Linked DNA regions of Mus musculus: regions 1, 2 and 4 are each linked to region 3. A link is a loop called in an ENCODE intact Hi-C map of the cell type or tissue named here. Cell type or tissue: left cerebral cortex. All regions are shown on one strand.

Region 1 (5,000 bases), 290 kb before region 3:
CAGGCAGTACCTTCTCTGATTACAGAGGTATAGCTTGCGCAGAGTAGGTCTTCAACAAACAACTTATAGGAGTACCAAACATCAGGCCTGAGACACCAGCAGAAGGAAGAGGTTATGTTTTTGGTTTTCGTCATTTGGGATTTTGTTTTTGCTGTTTTGTTGTTGTTGTTGTTGTAGCTAAAATCCATTCCTGTCTTTGTTCTTGTTCTGTTTGCCTGTGTGAGTGGTGACCACTCTGAGTGAGTGGTGACCACCTGTGTGGCTGTGAGCATGCATGGGATGTGTGAGATGGAACTGTGTCCCAGAACTTTTTCTACATGCCCAACCATACGCATAGCATGGACACACGCACGCACACACACACACCTATTCTCGTGACTAGCGCTCACTGTAGCCTTCTGGGTGCCTGCTGGGTCATCTACTCACCCATCCTCATCCCCTCGACTCTAGTCTGAGTTACTAATCGGTTTTTATCAGCTATGTCTTCCTTCAGATTTAAGAAAGGCAAAGCCAAGCTAGGAGCCTCCTTTGGCACCTGTCTTCCAGTTGGTTTCATCACCCAGCCCTTCTCAGAGCCAGTCTGCTCAAAAAACTTGTCTGCGGGGCTGGAGAGATGGTTCAGTGGTTAAGAGCACTGATTGCTCTTCTAGAGGTCCTGAGTTCAAATTCCCAGCAACCACGTGGTGGCTCACAACCATCTGTAATGGGATCTGACGCCCTCTCCTGGTGTGTCTGAGGACAGTGATGGTGTACTCAGACACATAAAATAAATGAAATCTAAAAAACAAAAACAAAAACCAAACAAACGGGTGCATTGGATTTCAGATTTATTTTATTATAACCAATAGTAAGAAATACATTTTACAGAACAATTCCACATGTGCATGTGTACACACATATGCATAGTCAGTTTCTTAGCTGGAGTACGTAAGCATACAATCACACAAGTACAGACACATCAGTGCATTGCACACACTATCACAACCCACTGGACATTTATAAACCATGCCACTTGATAACACAATGGGTTTTTTTCCATGTTTATTATATGTGTAGGGTACTTGGCCTACCTGTAAATCTGTGTGTCACATGTGTACAGTACCTGTGGAGGCCAGAAGAAGGTGTTGGATTCCTCGATTGAGGTTATAGATATATGTGAACCACTGTATGGATATCGGGAATTGAACCTGGGTCCTCTGGAAGAGCTGTCCGTGCTCTTAACCTCTGAACTATCTCTCCAGCCTCAGTGAAACCACACAAACAAAATCTCATTCATCTCAGGCCAGCCTCAGAGTTTCTGTGTAACTTATGGTAATGGGAGCACACACTATCACAACTGAATATATAGCTTCAGAGCCTCCTGTCCCAACCTCCCTGTCTTAGTCAGGGTTTCTATTCCTGCACAAACATCATGACCAAGAAGCAAGTTGGAGAGGAAAGGGTTTATTCAGCTTGCACTTCCACATTGCTGTTCATCACCAAAGGAAGTCAGGACTGGAACTCAAGCAGGTCAGAAAGCAGGAGCTGATGCAGAGGCCATGGAGCAATGTTCCTTACTGGCTTGCTTCCCCTGGCTTGCTCAGCCTGCTCTCTTATAGAACCCAAGACTACCAGCCCAGAGATGGTCCCACCCACAAGGGGCCTTTCCCCCTTGATCACTAATTGAGGAAATGCCTTACAGTTGGATCTCATGGAGGCATTTCCTCAACTGAAGCTCCTTTCTCTGTGATAACTCCAGCTGTGTCAAGTTGACACAAAACTAGCCAGTACACTCCCCTAGCATTGGAAGCACACACCCACCACACCCATTCTATACTGGGGATCAAGGCCAGGGTTTTGTGTATGAGGCTAGGATTCTGCCAGCTAAGCTGTATCCTCAGACCACAGTGAAAGTTTCTATTCAATTCTGTGTAACATGTTGTCCTTTAAAAAAAGAAAAGGAAGAAAAAAATTGGTTAATTTTTTTCTTTTTCTTATATTATTTTTTTAGCACTAAACATATTAAATTATATGTGACTATATTAATTAGTATATCAATTTATAGCTAAAACTAATACAATAAACCTATTCAAAGGATAATACAATAAATCCACTCCACCCACCCCCTCCTGCCTGCAATTCCTTGCCTCCTCCTCTAGGGGCAAGATGGGGGCAGGTATCTCTTGTGCACACTTGCCTGGTGTTAAACCTGCACATACTTGCAAGGTGTATGTTAATTTGAGAATGTTTCACATTTTGTTCTATGTAGAGTAGATTGGCACATATGGTGTGGGCTTGGGGTGGGAGCTACGGATTTAAGGGCCATCCTAGTACCCCTTTTCTAACAGAAACATTTTCTTTCCATTCCTCTGAACTCTCGATTACCACGAGTTCACCTCAGCTTTCCTGTGTACTCAAGTTTGTTTCGTGGTATTTCTTCTCTACTCAATACCGTATATCATAAAATCCAAAAGGGCCTTGTAAGGTTCCCAGTAAATTTGTCGTGACTCGTGACTCGCCACCGTAAAGCAGGGCACCTCCATATGCAGTGCTTTGCTCTGAAGGAAGGCTTTACGACAGAGCACCCCCGGCCCTCTCCTGCCTCTCTCACAGAACCAGATCTCCCCCCATAAAGTATAGAGAAGGCCTGAGGGCCCAAGGTCCTTGCCATACCAGGAGGAAAAGTGCTATGTGTGCAGAGGGTCTTTGGCTTTTCACCCCAGGGTCTTTGGCTTTTCATTCCTGAAGACTCCCATGCCATATGAAACTTACACCAGGCACATATCGTGTTTGATAACTGGGCATGTTAGTCACTGCCCTTGTTAGGTCTGGGTGAAGAATCCACCTTCCATCCCAACCTCCTAGCTCGCCTAATTGTCCCTCTTCTCATCCTCATGGCCATCTGAGAAACTGTCATGTCCCCCAAGATGCCCTTTGCTCTGTTCCTGTGATGACAACTCTCTTGGTGCCCAGTGTGGGCGTGTCTGTGAGAGCATTTCTAGAGATTTAACATTGAATGTGGGAGATACCATTTCATGGACTATAGTCTCCGAGAGAGGGGGGTGTAGTATATGCTTAACCCAGGGAGTGGCACTGTTTGGAACTGTGGCCTTCCTGGAGGAGGTGTGTCACTGTAGGCTTGGCCTTTAAGACCCTTGTCTTAGCTTTTTAGAAGCCAGTCTTCCACTAGCCAACTTCAGATGAAGATGTAGAACTCTCAGCTCTGTCTGCACCATGCCTGCCTGGATGCTGCCATGCTCCCTCCTTGATGATAGTAGACTGAACCTCTGAATCTGTGAGCCAGCCCCAATTAAATGTTGTCTTTACAAGAGTTGCCTTGGTCATGGTGTCTGTTCACAGCAGTAAATCTCTAACTAAGAGAGAGAGAGAGAGAGAGAGAGAGAGAGAGAGAGAGAGAGAGAGAGAGGAGAGAAGAAAGTGAGCTGAGCCCTCACACTGGTGCTATCTCTCCCTCCTTCCCCGTGCCTTCCCTGTTATGGTGGCTGATTTCTCAAACTATGAGCCAAAATAACTCCTTCCTTCCTTCCTTCCTTCCTTCCTTCCTTCCTTCCTTCCTTCCTTCCTCCCTCCCTCCCTCCCTCCCTCCCTCCCTCCCTCCCTCCCTCCCTTCCTTCCTTCCTTCCTTCCTTCCTTCCTTCCTTCCTTCAGCTGTTTTTATCAGGTATTTGTGACAGCAATGGGACAGGTAACGCGTATGTCCTCCTATCCCCTTTGTTGGCATCTTCTCTGCCCTACCCAGTCCAGGTGCTTCCATCCCTCTGTTTTCTGTCTTTAAGAACCGTGTGAACAGGGCTGGAGAGATGGCTCAGCGGTTAAGAGCACTGACCGCTCTTCCAAAGGTCCTGAGTTCAATCTCCAGCTACCACATGGTGGCTCACAACCATCTGTAAAGGGATCTAATGCCCTCTTCTGGTGTGTCTGGAAATAGCTGCAGTGTACTCTTAAAAAAAAAATCTTAAAAAAAAAAAACATTTGGATAATACACAACTGACTTACAGAGTAGATAAGCAAAGTAAGTTGCAGCCTTGTGAGGGAGCATGCAGCATCCTCCTGTCTGCCCAGCTCAGCTTCGGAGGACAGCCACGAGTCCCTCTGGCATCCTCTCTTTCCTCCTTCTGAGCAGACTTCTGCACACACCCCTGAGCATGCCGGCTCCTGGCTGAGAAGTGGATATCCGCATGCACCTGCTACGGAGTGTGCCCTTCCCTCCTTCCTGCTCCCACTGTGCACTGGCTGGAAGAGGGCTGTCATCAAGGACCACGAGGTGGGAACTGGGTACTGAGGAAGATGAAGAAGCCTGAGGTGTCCCATGATGCTGGTGGCTTGAAGCCACCACCCTGATGCTGTACTTCACACAGAGTAGAGGCGGGCAGACCTTCACAAACATTACCATTTGGGCTTTTCTTCCACTCAGATCCAGGATTTATTTAACTCAGCCTGTGCATCCTTGCCTTAGGCTCTTTCACCAAAAAGCCCATGTCTGATTTTGTGTTTGCTTTTTGCTAACATCTTCACCCCCCCCCCTTGCCTCCTGCACTCATTCTGACACCTGCTGATTCGGTTTTTAATGCCTCAAGTTCCCCCCACGTCCCTGCCCGTGTACCCATCATTTCTAACAGGTGTCGACTGTCATTCACATCTAATGGTCCCTACAAGTCTTCACCTTTGGAGACTTGGGATACTTTCCTATTACACAGAACAAACTCCAGGCTCCACTCAGGTCTATGATTTGGACTCTCCTGGAGCCTGGCTGTCACGTATCCTGTCTTCTGATGTCTTCCCATCATGTCCCACCCTTCACAGATTTGACATTAAGCAGTGTGGACAGGACATGCACCCTCTGGCCCCTGCAGATGTTACTGAATAAAATGTCCTCTTCCCAAAGATGCTTCCCCACTGCCTCTGTGCACTGCCTTCCCCTTTTAACTCTTCTCTACTCTTAAACTCCATATCACTTGTTCACTTACATGGCTGTTCTGTATCTCCCATGCTTACCTATA
Region 2 (5,000 bases), 270 kb before region 3:
CCCTCTTAACTCTTGCTCCTCTGGTCTATCTACCTGCCAGCCCATTCATATTGGATCGAATTCATGCTTCATTCACTCGTCCCCATAGCCATGACCCACCCATCCATCTATCCAATTCATGTGTCCATCCGCCTACCCCATACACACACACACACACACACACACACACACACACACACACACACACACGTACGTACGTATCCATGTACACATCCTCCACCTGCATACACACCTACCCATGCATATGCATCTATCTATTTATCCATATAGCTATCCATGTACCCTTACGTCCATCCATCCTCTCATTCGGCACTTGACTCAGCTGGGCAGGTGGGGGAGTAAGATAGAAGGGTGGGGTGGGGTGGGGTGGAAAAGGAGGCTGCTCTGGGGAAACCTCAAATAACTTGGCCTGGGTTTCCCCAGCTGCTCCGCCAGCCTAAGAGGCACCAGAGAGCCCTTGCAATTGATTGGCAGGGGCTAGCATGGCGTGTGAGGGTGGGGCGGTGGAGGCCGCTCGCACCTGCGAGTCCTTCAAGCCAAGCTTGGAGGCCAGCTTTTTCCGGTCTGGCTTGCTGATGTACTTCTGCTTCTGGAACGTCTTCTCCAGGGCTTTCCGCTGCACGTCAGAGAACACGGCTCTGCGCAGCATGCCCCGGCGAGGCTTGCCGCGAGCAGCCAGCGGCCAGGAGAAGGTCCCAGGGATAGGCACGACGCTGGAGGAAGCTGCGGGGTGAGGGAAGTAGAGAATGAGCCGGGTGTCCTGCAGAGCCGAGCATCCGCCTCTCCCAAGCTGTTTTCACTAGCGTTCTCCCTCCTTTTTCCCCCTCGAGTCCCTTCATCTCTTTAAAACACTCCTTTTTCTCCCCGTAGAGAATAGACGGAGAACCTACAACCTGTCTGAGTGAAAGGCGCTTTCCGCACAAATAACTTTCGCTTTCAACCGTGCAAACCCGGATTAGGAAAAAACCCACGAAAACAGCAGCCACAATTGCCTTTTGCTTACCCGCCCCCCCACTTCCATTCAATGGTCTTACAGAAACAGTCCGCACCAAACAGCTTAAATAGCAACAGAATAAAATAAATTACAGAAATGAAAATAATCCCACAGAGACCACTCAGCACACCTCCACTTTCCCCCCCCCCCAAGACCCACGGACACGCAATCACCTTGGTGCTGTCAGTACCTTTTAAGACAAGGCACTTTGCTGGTTTGGCAGACAGAAAAAAGTCTGTTTTGGCTTAAAAAAAATCCAGTCATTCATCGTTTTAAAAACTACATATGATTTTTCTGCCTCCCCCACAACGTAAAGAAATCAGCGTGAATACAAGGAAAGTGGCGTCTAATTAGCACATTGACCGCTTCCCACTGGGAATTGGCGCTATGAAAAGGGGGAGAGTTTCGCTTTAAGGGAGAGAAAAAGAAAAACAAAAAGAAACAGAGACGCTAACGAAGCGTGAATGGTAATTGTGTAGTAATGAACTAACCGCAAAAGGCTATGGACAAGCAGCGAGAGCCATATATTACCGGGACAAAAGAGGTTTACACTCAGGCTAAACACAACTGCAGGCGGAGACGATTGGGAGAGCGGTGATGGCAGAGGCTTCTCTACCCCCAATCTTTCACATTAAATGGACACGAAAAGCTATTTATAAAGCTCGGGTTGTTTTTGTTAGACCATTGAGACCCGGGAGAAAGGAGCAAATTCCATTGTCGGCAAAAGCCTGAATGGTGGTGGAAGAGAGTTTCTTCTCTCAAAAAAAAAAAAAAAAAAAAAAAAAAAAAAGCGTCGCTAGTTTCTTTTGCTGATGTTGGGAGTGCTGTCCTGGTCTTGCCCTGCCCCCACCCACTGCACTTTGGCTCTGGTCCCTTCTTGTCTAGGGGGCTTCCCTGCTTTTTAAAGCAGCTTTAAAGTGTTCGAGGCAATGCTTGAACACTCGTAGTTCTCAGCATGAAAACTCTTGAGGGTGCTTCTTCGCCTGTAGACTAGGACCCATAGCGGGATTCTGTCAACTGTTTCCTTTTTACAGAAAGAGCCCACCGGCATGATATAGGGTTGGGAAATCAAATTGGCAAGATAAGGTTGGGGTCGCGGGAGGATCTAGACTTCCTACCCTTAGGTAACCCCCAAGCATCGCACACAAGAGGGCACCCCATGCGGTCTTGTGGAGGGAAAAAAAAGCAGCCCTGAATGAATGTTAACAGGAAATTAGCTGCGGCTGGTAGGTGTTTTTCGGCGGCGTGGAGGGGCGAGGGCCGGTCTGCGTGTGGCTGCCGGAGGAGCTGGCCAATTGGTCACGGTGCTGAGACCTTTGTGGCGAATGGTGGCCAAGTGCACCAACTCTGTGGGAAACGGCGGCATGAAGGGATGCCAACAGCTCCTCGCCGGGAAGGGAACCGCCTCAAATGTGGACCATGACAATTCTTGCTAATTTGTAGAGCAGGGAATTGGTGCATAGTGTCAAGCAGTCACTGCTTGTGCTAAATGGGGTATCAAATTGGCGCGACGGATTCGTGAATGTTGTACGCCTCGCAACCTCTGAACCAGAGCGTAACCCCGAGGGGTGGACGGAGAAATACGACTTCGGGGTAGGGAGCGACCGGCCGGGACTGGAACGGGCTGTCCAGCCCGGAGCGGGAAAAACACGAAAGAGACCTACCTGGGAAATAGGAGGATCTGATAAAGGGTTGGAACGAGCCTTCGAAGTATGGAAAGGCGAACGTCTTGGGAGGAGGGCTCTGCAGCAAAGCGGGCGAAGTTTCTGGTAGGGCGAGGGAAGAGAGAGAGAGAGAGAGAGAGAGAGAGAGAGAGAGAGAGAATGAATTTGATCATGTGTTTGAATACTGTGTGGAGCATCGCGTACACGATCTAATTCACACTGCAGCAGGTATCAGAGGCATCTTTTAGAACGTATTCACTAAGTAAAATAAATTTGCGCAGCGTCGTCTCATTTGTGCCCCCATTTCATCACCATTCCAGAGACTTAGGAAAATAGGGAGGGGTGGGGTGGGCTATTGCAGATCTATCCATAATAGTACAAACCAACACAATAAACGTACTTGTTGGGTTTAAAGCAAAAAGTCTCTTTCCTAGTCTTGAGGGCGGGAACGCAGGCACCAAAGCGCGTGCGCTGAGACGCCCGACTAAGGAACTGCACTCACTGGCCCGGGGCTCAAGTTCATTTTGAGGATACTCGTAAGGCCTGAGACTTTTCTTCCCCTTAAAACCTCAGTACCATCGTTTCATAATCAGTAACCTGGCCCTTGAGGTCTGAGTTCCTGCGTGGAAATGTGCACTAACAAGCGCGGAGGAACAAGTTTGTGAAGGATTGAGTGGCTGTCAGGCCGCGGAACGCACGTCGAGGGCACGGCTGTATCTTACCTCTTCTAGGCGCCGAGGAAAGGATGGCATTCACCCCAAACTTCAGAAACGTGGGCTCGCTGGCAGGGGAGAGGGCGGTCTGTGGAGAACTGCCTCGCCGGCTCCCGGACCCAGGAGAGCCCAGGTCTGAGGTCCCCGAGTCGGCGAGGGCTGCAGGGGCCTCTTGACTGGGGGGTGACAGGCTGGCAGCGGGTATGCTGCGGGACAGGTAGGTGGGAGGCCGGCTGATGCGGATCAAATCTTCTACTAGGAAACTAGAGTGGCCGGAAAATGCGGATTGAAGGGACTGGGGCAGTGTTAAGGTGGGCGTGGGTCGCAGGAGGCTAGGGTATCCCGCGGGAGGCGCAAGGAGGCCGGGGAACATCATGGTTAGAGCGGGTCTGGCAGTAGCTCCCTTTCCCTGGGCCGGAGGGCAAGCGCCTGGCTTCCCGCCCCTCCCCCGATGCCCTCTTTGGCTCAGTATCCTGGTAACCGTCCTACTTGGGCGTCTGCGAGTCTTCTGTGGCTCTCCGGTCCAGGAGATGGTTTTATAGTGGCCCGCCCGCTCCAGCTCTTTGAAAACTGACAGCTCTGACAATGAAGTTCAACAAAGTTCTCCACTCGGGCTTCATTCGCGGGAGGCTCCAGGCTCTCTGATTGGTTCAGGGATGCAATTTATGATTGGATTAGTCTTCATAAGCATGGCCCTCACAATGGGGCGGCAACAAAGGCCGGCGCTCATCAACGCTGTGCATCGACGGCCTCTCTGCTATACAGTGAGTCCCCAAAGCTCTCGCTGGAGGTTTTTGTTCTGAAGCAACACCCGGGCTAATTAAATGCCTATTTAGAAGTTTCAGATGACATCTTGCCTCATAGAAAAGGAATTATTTAAAGAACGCACTAAATTTATCTGCGGCCTCCTGCTGAGACTAGAAAATAAATCAATAAATATTCATAGAACTACATCTCCAGGCTATCGGTAAAATAACTCTCCCTTGTGTGTGAGGGGCCGTGTGGAAAATTTCAAGCCCTTAAGTATGAAAACATACCGGTCTCCAGCTATTTCTCACTCAATGGGACTCGTAGAGCAGATGCGAGGGATGGGTTAGAAGTCCCACTCCCACACCCAGGGAGACTTGGAAATATAGAAACTCCGGTGCCATCCGATGACAGTCCGTCAGGGTTGGGAAGATTTGAGGGGTGTTGTTTTGTTTTGTTTTGTTTCCGGAGAATAGTTGAATTCCAAAGTTAGTGGGAAAACTATTTATTTCTAATTCCCAATAACCTGAAAAGAGGAAGAGAGGGAGGGAAGGAGTGAGGGAGCAGGGAGAGGGGAGAGGGAGAGAGAAGAGAGAGGGGGAAAGAGGAGGGAGGGAGGGAGAGAGGGAGAGAGAGAGAGAGAGAGAGAGAAGAGAGAGAGAGAGAGAGAGAGAGAGAGAGAGAGAGAGAGAGAGGAGAGAGAGAGGAGGGAGGGAGGGAGAGAGAGAGAGAGAGAGAGAGAGAGAGAGAGTGTTTTCAGAGAACTTCTTTGGGACTCCGCCCAGAGTGCAAGGCCGTTCACTTGAAGGAGGAAGGAGCCTGGCAGAGCCCTGAACCTAACCGGGCTGGGAATTCCACTTGGGAAGGGCTCAAAACCTTGAG
Region 3 (5,000 bases):
GCCAGGTCCCTGCTTCACTGTAGGGGGGAGGAGGAGGGAGGTGTTGCTCTTTTGGTCACTATCCTGTTGGAGCGACTCCTCTCGGTGTCTGGTCCCTGAACTGTCCCTCCACTCTATCGGCAGCCCCTCCTTTCTGGAATCTTGCGGCTGGAGGAGGGGGGGTTCTTTGTGGAGCTTGAACTGGCGCCTACTCGTCACCCGCCTCTGCAGGACCTTATTAGCCCCATGCTAACTCAAATGCGCACTTGAGCAGGCGACACGTCAGATCTGAGGCTGAGCGGGGGCGTTGGGCATCACTCACGGTCAGCAACGAAGTGGGGGTGGAGGGTAGCGGGAAGTAGCCCTGCACGACTCGGCCACCTCAGTACATTCCCTCCTTACTGGCCAGGCTCTTTTGCACACTCCACCGACTCCCGCGTCAAGTCTGGCAGGGGCTGCTCAGATGCAAATTTGGAGACTAGCCACAAGCTTTGAAGTCGTGACTATTTGCTGTCAAAGTGGCCTCTGGACCTCAGAGCCAGACCTGAATCTTAACTAGAAGCGGGTCTCATGACTCCATTGAAGCCACTCCCGGACATTGCACTTTCTTGGGATTTGAGGATATTACAGGACTGTCAACCCTACCGGCTTTCAGAGCCTTTTTCAGTCAGAGTACCCCAGGGTCCCACTCATCCCCTTATTCCTCCTCTGAGTCCTTCCCCATTTCTCGGTTGCCTAGAGTGGTGACTGGTGCAGGCAACGGGCTGTGGAGGAGCTAGTAACTTCAAAATAGACCCTGACCTTAGCGTTCACAGCATAAACACTGGAATAATTTCCGAAAGGCTGTTGGCAAACTTAAACGTAATAATTTCGTGGAAGCGTTGCAGATGGCCTAATAGTAAAAGCTCAGTAAATGTCAGTAAAAGGCTATCTGGAACCCGAAAGACACTGGGAGGACAAGGCTCCTCTGGCTGCCTACTCGCCCCCATCCCCCGCTGCCATCCCCAATCCCAAATAGTGCAGACCCAGAATCCAGGTGGCTATCCTGGGAGAGCCAGGCTCACAGAGGCATCTACCACTCTTGGAGTCTTGGAAGGGTGAGGGAGGAGACCCGAGTGGAGCAGCAATGCCCCCGGCATCCACCGCAATCTGCCACCGCAGCCTGCGCCCTCGGCCGCTGCCGCGGCTTTGTCCTGGCTCCGCAGGGAGACAGCCCAGTCGAGTGCGACGGCACGGACCCGGAGGCGGTGGGCCCCGTTGCGCGCTCAGCGCTTTCCAAGCTTCCCGTTCCAGAGGCCACGGTTCCCTAGCTAGGCTGTCAAGACAAGAGAGAGGGGAGGCATATTGCTGCAAATCCCCTTCTAGTTTTCAAATGACACCTTTGCAAAGGGCTTTTCCCTTTTGTGATCGTGGTTGCTGCCTTGTACCTCGGGTAAAGTTCATAGTCCACCTGGCCACTTCAGACCTGGGCGGGAGCCCGCAGTCTCTTCTTAGGGTTTCCCAGAGAGCCAGCCCTGCCCTGGGTTGCGGGGTGGGGGTGGGGGTGGGGATCCTCGTTTCAGGTAAAACTGCATTCTCCAATCAGGCCTTATTTTAAAAGGATTTTTGTTTGGAGGACCACGGAGAAAGGGTGGGTTTTACATGGCTGGAGGACTAAGTCAGTATTTAAAAATAAATAAATAAATAAATAAATAAATCCAGAAGAGCCTAAAACGTACAACGAGAAACAGGATTAGCAGAGACAAACAGGGATGAGAAAAGTGCATTTAATAGTTTAAACGAAAACTCGGGGTCTTTCCTTAGATTGACTTTCTGGAAAGGCTGGGATGTAGGGATCTGAACACCACACACTGACCAGCCAGGTGCGCCCTGACCAAATACAGGGCTCTACCCTGGAACAGGCATAGAAGATCTGGCTGGATACCCGAGACAGGCCTGGCATTCTTTGGGGGGAGGGGATACTTTTGAATCGGACAGAGATTCAGGGAGAGCGCAAGCAAATTTGATGGGAGAGGGAGACTGATTTGACCCCCCCCCCTCCCTCACTTTAATCCAATCTGTTTGGTTGGCGGCTGCGCCTTGCCTTGGAGTCTTGGGCGCAGTGGGACGTGTCTCTCCCATGTTTCCCTTAATTAGGAGGTGGCAAACTTTTCTCGTTCCCTCCCACCGGCTTTGGTTTAGTAATCAGACCCACATGAGTCACGCCAAACACGCAGCCCCCTCCTACCGGAGTGACAACAAGACAGCGTACTCCAGGCTGTTGTCCCTTTAAAATCCGAATCCAAAGGGGTAATGATTTATCAAACGTGTATTATCAGGAAGATGTCAAACGAAGGGCACCTTGCTTCCCACTGACGCAAACCCAGCCTTTCCCGGGGAGATATAGAAAGCGCCTCTTGTTCCAGGGCCAAACCTAGATCAGTAGAGGATTTTACTCTACGGTTCAATCTGTTGTCCGCATCAGACATGGTGAGTGCTTGCTTTTATTCTCTAAAGAAAGGTGGAAGTGGGGATAAGGATGGCTGGCTCGTTTGGGGTATTTCTTTTTGGAAATATCTGCAATAGGTGAGAGGCAGAGAACCATTTTCGAAGGCTCAAGTTCAGGTATTCGTACTTGGGAGCCTTGCCGGAGGGCAGAGGAGGTTTCCCTAGATGGTAAAGCTGCTCTTAAACCCGGTCTTAGGTACTGTCCGTGGTACTGAAAGTCAAGATTCCTTTAACCGCGAGTCGCTCTGGGTCTTAGGGACAACTGAGAACGCAGACTGGAGTCCAGGCATTGGGTTTGGTGCACGTAAACTCGGTTTGTGCGTTTGTGAAGCGGGTTAGAGCAGAGATTTTCGGTTGATGAGAAGGTAGTTTGATTGGTTTTACAGTGAAGTAATTATACTATCTTGGAACTCTGAAAGGTAACACTAGCACGCGGAAGCCGAAGGGAAACCCACTTCTGGCAAGTCTTTAAAATTCAATAGGGAGAAAGCTAATGAAAATTATTGGTGAGTTTTGGTCCTCAGTCAAGAGTTGGGAGGGAAAGAATATTATATTACTGGAAATGGACAGCAAAATAAAAATAAAAAATTGGCAAGATCCGTATACATTGGAGGGGTCTGGAATCAAGTGGAGAGAATGTAAGGGTCAAAGCCAGCTACTATGCGTTTCCCATCTAGTTTATTGTTTTAGTGGTGGGCTGTTTGTTGGTAGTAATATTTTGATTTTAAAAAAAACAAAAAACAAAAAACCTTTAGCCTTGACTTTGCATCTTGGGTGACCAAGGTAGGCTGAATGCTGGAGTTTGAATTTACCCGTGTGGCTTCCAGCCTTGGCCTACCCCAGAGCATGTTTTGTGATCACAGCTTGTCTATGGGGGGAAAAAAAGGCAATGTGCATTGTTGAATGACAAAGGAAATGGGGCGGAAAATTAAAGAATCTTTCTCCACAATGGTGAAGGGGATGTGGTACCCACAGCCTTGATTTGAAATCCACAGAGGGCAGGGAGCTCCTGGCTGTAGGGTTATTTCTATATTGCCCGCCTCTTTCCCCCTGTCAAAACCCACTCATTCTTCGGTCTTAGTTCCTCCTCCACTTGGGAGAAAATATTAGCTTCTTCATGTCCCAGGATTACAGACGTGTCTGGCGAGTGGAGAAACACCGGTTCCGTTTGCTACCCTGTCTATTTTGTGCCTGGACCTGGAATGTGTGCATCTGTGTATGCAGACCCATATATTTTATTTTTAATGCTGCCGTGACTTTTTGTTTGTTTGTTTTGCACGAACTTGACATTGTGTTTGCAGGATTGCAGTGCTCCCAAGGAAATGAATAAACAGCCAGCCAACATCTTGGAGGCAGCGGTGCCAGGCCACCGGGATAGTCCTCGTGCACCTAGGACCAGCCCTGAACAGGATCTTCCTGCTGAGGCCCCCACGGCCACTGTCCAGCCGCCACGTGTGCCCAGGTCGGCTTCCACCGGCGCCCAAACTTTCCAGTCTGCGGATGCGAGAGCCTGCGAGGCCCAGCAGTCCGGAGTAGGGTTTTGTAATCTCAGCAGCCCCCGGGCACAAGCGACCTCCGCGGCCCTCCGGGACTTAAGCGAAGGGCACAGCGCACAGGCCAATCCCCCTTCCGGGCCCGCCGGGGCTGGCAACGCTCTGCACTGCAAGATTCCAGCTCTGCGTGGCCCGGAGGAGGACGCGAACGTGAGTGTGGGCAAGGGCACGCTGGAGCACAACAATACCCCAGCCGTGGGCTGGGTGAATATGAGCCAGAGCACAGTAGTGTTGGGAACCGATGGCATCGCGTCGGTGCTCCCGGGCAGCGTGGCCACCACTACCATACCGGTAAGCAGGTCACAAGCGGCCCCGCTGCCTGCTGCTCACCAACCGCGCGTGAAGGGGAGCTGGGCCCTGGCGGGTGCACGTATGCTGATGTTGAAACGGGTTGGCAATGCCAGGTGGTGGATGCTGGAGGCAGCTTTGGGGCTTCGGAAGCTCGCACTGCTGGGGGCGGGGAAGGGGGCTCAGGTCCTCAGTTAAGGTTTGGGGTGTGTGTGTGTGCAGCGATCGAGCCAGCAAGGTTTGGACTTGCTCTTCCCAGCCTCAGCTGTAGAACCGGTGCAGATCCGTTAAAAAAAAAAAAAAAAAAAAAAAAAAAAAAAAAAAAAGCAGATAGATTCTGCATCTTGCAACAGACGCAAGAGTCTCCATCCTATCAATGTCTGAGTCTTTTTCGGTTCTTTAAAAAGAAAAACTACAATAGAAAAGGAAGCCTGCGGTGGTATGGGAGGGGGATATAGCTTATTCTGAGAGCTCTCCCCATGTGAGTCTACCCCAGAACTACCCCAGAACTCTCAATGAGGCGCTGCTGAAGTTAAATTTAAGCATCAGGGTCTCTTAATCTGGCCTCTTCTAAATCCCAGAATGTAGTTTCTTTTTTCATTCCCCTAACATAAGCCCTCTCCCTTGTATACGGTTTGGTTCGGTTCGGTTCAGGCCCTTCCCAGTTGGGTATCCCCTTAACCGGAGATAGGA
Region 4 (5,000 bases), 230 kb before region 3:
TTAGGATTACTTTTCCCAAAGTCTCGACACCATGCAGTGAATACCATGGCCCCCTTGGGGTGTTTGGTGACAGGGTGAGGCCCATTCTTTTCTTCATCATTAATGTGGAAGCAGTTTTTGAGCTGGGCATCACTTGTGGGCACAAGGAAGTGGGCGTGTGAATCTGCTGCATTGCATCCCACACTTCCTGCATTCATTCATGAGGGGATGGCGCGCATCCTTGGGACTGGTTACCAGCTGCTCATTCTGCAGAATTCGAGACTTCCTGAGATCTGAAAAACACCACCTACTCCTCCACTATCCCCTGATGAGCTTTGTGGTCCTCAGTGGCATCACTTTTAATTTTTCTGATTGGCAACAGGTGGCCATTATGGAATTGAGCTGTGGACATGTGGCATCTCTATTCCCTGGTCTAAGAGCATGGACTGGGGGCAGGTGAGATGGCTCAGTGGTTAAGAGCACTGACTGCTCTTCCAAAGGTCCTGAGTTCAATTTCCGGCAACCACATGGTAGCTCACAACCATCTGTAATGAGATCTGATGCCCTCTTCTGGTGTGTCTGAAGACAGTTACAGTGTACTCACATACATAAAACAAGTAAATAAATAAATCTTTAAAAAAAAAGAACATGGACTGTTTTCAATATATTCTCTCTGTGGAGATGAGCCTTCTTTTCTTTCTCTTCTAGGCAGCCGAAGTTCACTTTCTTCACGTCTGAAACCTTCGGGGGCTTCAGATCTCTTGTGCAGTTTCCTACTTGCTAAAGAAAAAATTGGCAAACTCATCTCAAAGCAGCTGAGCCTTCTCCTGCTACCGGTGTGTGCATGATGTGCATGACCGATGACTCTTAAGCAGCTTCCAGTCTCCCTGCTTTTGCAAGGGGGACCTCAGCTCCCCTCCCACCAATACGTGGCCTCTTCCTGCTCCCTCTTCAAGGCATAGTTTACATGCCTTCTCCTACACTGCAAGGCGCTCTCTCCCCCCTTCTGAACTCTTATTTTCTGCTTTGTGCCCAAGGAACTGGGAACCTTCCTGTAGGGTCTGTGTATTCCCACAATTTCATGACAACTAAGCTCCCAGTAAATATCTGAGGGCCCCATGGAGGAACGGGATGTAATCTAGAGGGCCTTTGGGAGAATATTTCATTCGAATCAATATTGAGAAGTGCTAAGTTCCCGTTTCTTTGAACATGCCTGTTCCCCTGTCTGCCTGCCTCACCCTTCACTTCGAAGCAGCCTTACTCTTGCTTTTTGCTTTTTTTCCACGATAAATTTACAGCTCCCACGAAGCCTGTCGTTGGAAGTTCGCTCCTGTTCTCATCTTCCTTTACAATGTTTGTAATCACGTGAGCTGCCTTTGAGAGTGAGATCACACTCTAAATCTCATGATTAACCTTTCACATTGTGAGATGGCTGGCTCAGAGCGCCTTGCTCCCTACACTGGGGGTGTGTTTCTCCTTTCATCTTTGCCGCTGCTGCTTCCGTACTTTGCAAGCCACGGGCTAGCTGAGGAGGGCCTGTTGGGAAACATTCTCATCTCAAATGAACACATCCAAGGCACAAAACCAATCAAATGTGTAAACACCGTGAACACCCTGTGCAACTCTGACACTTAGGCTCCTGGAGGCAGCTGACATAGTTGCAAAGGTTTTGTTATTTTGAATACAGAAATCTTAGAAGTCAAGGTGTAGGAAAACGTACTGAAAACACAAATTGCATTTATTTATTCGGAGGGAAAAAATCCCAAATAGAAAAATGTTTAAATAAAAATGTTTAAATGAATCAGAATATTCAATCGTAAGTCTTTTGTGAGTCTGGGGGCTAAATCTGTGGACACTGTAATTTTATGTACAAATAACAGATATACTCTCTTAAAGCTTTACAGAAATGCATTCATAGAAAATAACCAGTGCGGAGATTAGAAGTGAGCAAAGTTTCATATTTTAAAGTCACCGTTTTAAGGTTAGTTACAATAACTCACAATTACACGTCTTTTCTTGGCTACTAAAGCATGAATGACCAATCAGTATTTAAACCAAGGAAAAGCATTTGTTTTATACTAATTGGTTATAGACCTCATCATAGGCATGAAGTGAATGCAAGCTGGATTTGAACACCCCAAATAGTACTAAAATGGATGTTGAATGTGTTATTGGACGAATGATATTTCATCGAAAGACAGCACGAAAGAGTTGTGCATGGCAAAGCTCTGCCGTCATTATTTTTTACTCTCCTAAACTGACCTGTTAATGAAACGCACCCATGCCCTGCGTTAGGATCCGTTTCATTAATACCCAGAACTTTTGTTCTGCGCTTTACATTGGAAACAGATTTAAGTATTAAGCGCCTCGAAGGTCTGCAGCCTGGAAACCTTTCCGAATTTGTAACAGGGACCAGAACAGACCGCATTACACTCTCCAAATGGTGCGGCTTTGCATTTGAATGTCCGAATTATCCTGGTTTCTTAGAGACGAGCACTACACCAACATCTTAAATCCTCAAAATACTGTTCGCTTCGCTGAATGCTTGCGATCTAAGCATATGTGTAATTATTCTGTAATTCTCCCCAAAATGTGATTCCTTGGAAATGCAGACTAGAACTCCCCTATTGTAAACTACTTCTTTGTGGCCATTCCTTTAAATATGGTAACAAGCAAGTGTGTGTGTCTGGGCTTACTGCCTTGATAAGGATGGGTTTCTTCCCAAGCGCTCCTCGGGACACCCATGGGGGAAATTTGCCCTGCATTTGTTTAAGGGTGGAGACCCCGATCACAAAAAGACCATTTAAAAATGGTTTCCATTACAAGGGGGGAAGCTCTTGCCAGCGGACCTGTCCTCTGTCACACACAATAGCCTTAGAAATAGTTTTAGGTAAGAAGCTGGAACTTGTAAATGTCCCCAGAGCCGGTCATTGTCACCGTGGTCGCTGAGAAATTCTAGAGCAGCCTAGGATCCCTGTGCCTCTGCAAACAGCTTCAGATGGGCTGTACTGTGGACAATTAAAACATACACTTTAAAAACTGACAGCTGGAAAGGACTGCAGTGGAGCGGGGGAGGGAATGGTGTGGAAGGGGAACTCGGGACAGCGCAGTTCTGAAGTTACCATTTTGCAGGAACTTTGAGGTGAGTCCTTGGTGAGGACTTTCCCAGGGATCAGTCTTGGCAAGCAGGGATGTCAAAATGTGAGATGCCAAGTGTGGTCGTCGTTTGCAAATTGATAATGCACGGTTCAAATCTCACTGGCTGTGGCGGCCACAACCCTCATTAACTGTAGTATGAGGCCTCTCATTTGGCCTCAAAGAGGAATGGGTCTGTGGGGGAGGGAGGAAAGTCAGCTTTCAGGGTCGTAGCTAGGCTGTGAATAATTGATAATCACCCTGAAACAGGTGCCTGCATTGGAAAAAATCCCTCCTTGTGGTATAATTTTGCAAATCACTTGGCTTTCTCGCTCATATAGCTCTCCAGCAGTACCATTTTTTGGACCATAAAGCTAAGAACGATTTTAGCATTCCATGAGCTTAGAGAGTAGTGGTCTATAGCGTTTCCTTGTTTGTTTTTTGTTTGTTTGTTTGTTTGTTTTGTTTTGTTTTGTTTTGTTCTGGGTAAGTGTATTTTAAGGAATTTGAAATGTGGGGCTAGACTATTGTGACAGAGATGGAAAAAATCAGTTACGTAGCTGAGGTTGGCCAAGCGCTTGCTACATAGCCCGAGATGACTTTGAACTTCTGATCCTCCTGCCTCTACCTCCTGAGTGCTAGGTTTATAGATGCCTGCTAACACATGGTACCGGAGCCCTGAGTTTCATGCATGTTACAGCCGAGCCACAAACCCAGCCTATCTCAATTGTTCCAGAAGCACAGAGGCAATGAGTGAAGCCATTGGGGTACTGGCTGCGGGGAGGGCAGCAGATACTGGGACGAGAAGCCACCTGGATTTCCAAGAGACCCTTCCTTTGGGCTGCCCATTCCTAGCGGCTGATATGACTTTAGAAAACATCTGTTTTGAGTTGGAGGGTAGCATTAGAAATTAGAAAGAACCCACTCTGTTGCTTTGAGATCCAGCCCCCTTCCCAAAGAGAGACTGCTATGTGTAAATAGCAGAGGGTGTCTGAATTCTGCATGTCTACTTGGGTCATTTTTTTAAAGATCCTGTACAGTATCATTTATCTGTTTATTTGACAGATAGGGGAAGCATCATAGGGCTTTGGATGAATTGAACATAGGTCTGTATGTCTGTGCACTAATTTCATTATTGAGAGCCCCTCAATGCTCATGCAGGGGCACTCGGACGTTGCAAATACTTGTGCCACACTTAGGTGTCTTCGTGCCCTCGTAGGTCAGATTAGAAGTCAGAGCAGATGGACAGGGAATGAAGGGAAGGTCTCGAGACCTTGGGAACAGCAAGGCATGATAGCTGACAGCTTGATTGTGAGAGAGAGACAGAAAATCCATACAGAGTAGGCATAGAAAACGGTAACAGCTTAAGTCTGGACCGGCTCACAGGACAACCTATCAAGCCTAGAGGGTCTCAGAATATCACAGCACAGAAGAAAAACTGATGGGCACAGTTATGACGTCAAGAAATGAGTAAGTGGTGTTGCATGTGCTGGACGCTGAGAAGATACACTTAGGATGATTTCCATCGAAACAGATCAAAATTAAAACTAAGCTCAAAGTCTTTGTAAAATAAAAGAAGAGGAAAAGGCAAAACAAAACAGACAAAGCCTGAGGCCTTGTTGCTGGGAGATTTGAATGTGTTTGTGTGTGTATAGATTATTTCCTTCCCCACAAGTCAGCATGTACAGTTGGTTTTGGGTGTACAACCAATGCTTAGACTTTAATTGAGTTTTGCCACTAATTCTTTCTACAGTGAGACAATTGGTCTAGTGCAAAGAGCAACAATAAATGTGCAGAGAGGTATAGTAGTCTCTGCCCTGTGTGTGAGATGCGGGAGGGTTTAGTGGTCCCTGCCCCATGTGTGAGATGCGGGAGGGTTCAGTGGT

The links. Hi-C counts contacts between places; a loop is a spot of excess contacts. Peaks named below come from ENCODE experiments on the same cell type or tissue, not always from the same donor. Only the 100,000 strongest peaks of a DNase experiment are listed, where the experiment ranks them.
Region 1: a loop joins it to region 3, with 6 times the contacts of the local background. A loop is called at or near these places in 31 of 42 quality-filtered maps.
Region 2: a loop joins it to region 3, with 7 times the contacts of the local background. A loop is called at or near these places in 11 of 42 quality-filtered maps.
Region 4: a loop joins it to region 3, with 6 times the contacts of the local background. A loop is called at or near these places in 2 of 42 quality-filtered maps.

Annotation. Positions count from the first base shown.
Region 1 is chr7:49,618,226-49,623,225 of GRCm38, forward strand. No RefSeq gene overlaps it. Among named protein-coding and RNA genes, the nearest start is that of Dbx1, 16 kb to the right of the region's middle. In left cerebral cortex, a CTCF peak has its summit at 2,137; no DNase peak of the experiment used is centred here.
Region 2 is chr7:49,632,969-49,637,968 of GRCm38, forward strand. Dbx1 (developing brain homeobox 1) reads right to left here and starts at 3,867. Exons shown (of 4, transcript NM_001005232.1): 1 at 3,381-3,867; 2 at 2,659-2,760; 3 at 521-723. The coding sequence starts at 3,747. In left cerebral cortex, no CTCF peak of the experiment used is centred here; no DNase peak of the experiment used is centred here; H3K4me3 peaks cover 504 bases.
Region 3 is chr7:49,907,934-49,912,933 of GRCm38, forward strand. Slc6a5 (solute carrier family 6 (neurotransmitter transporter, glycine), member 5) reads left to right here and starts at 2,366. Exons shown (of 16, transcript NM_001146013.1): 1 at 2,366-2,448; 2 at 3,768-4,310. The coding sequence starts at 2,446. In left cerebral cortex, no CTCF peak of the experiment used is centred here; DNase peaks (open chromatin) are centred at 1,884, 2,606 and 3,707.
Region 4 is chr7:49,675,898-49,680,897 of GRCm38, forward strand. No RefSeq gene overlaps it. Among named protein-coding and RNA genes, the nearest start is that of Gm45985, 39 kb to the left of the region's middle. In left cerebral cortex, no CTCF peak of the experiment used is centred here; DNase peaks (open chromatin) are centred at 2,237 and 2,617.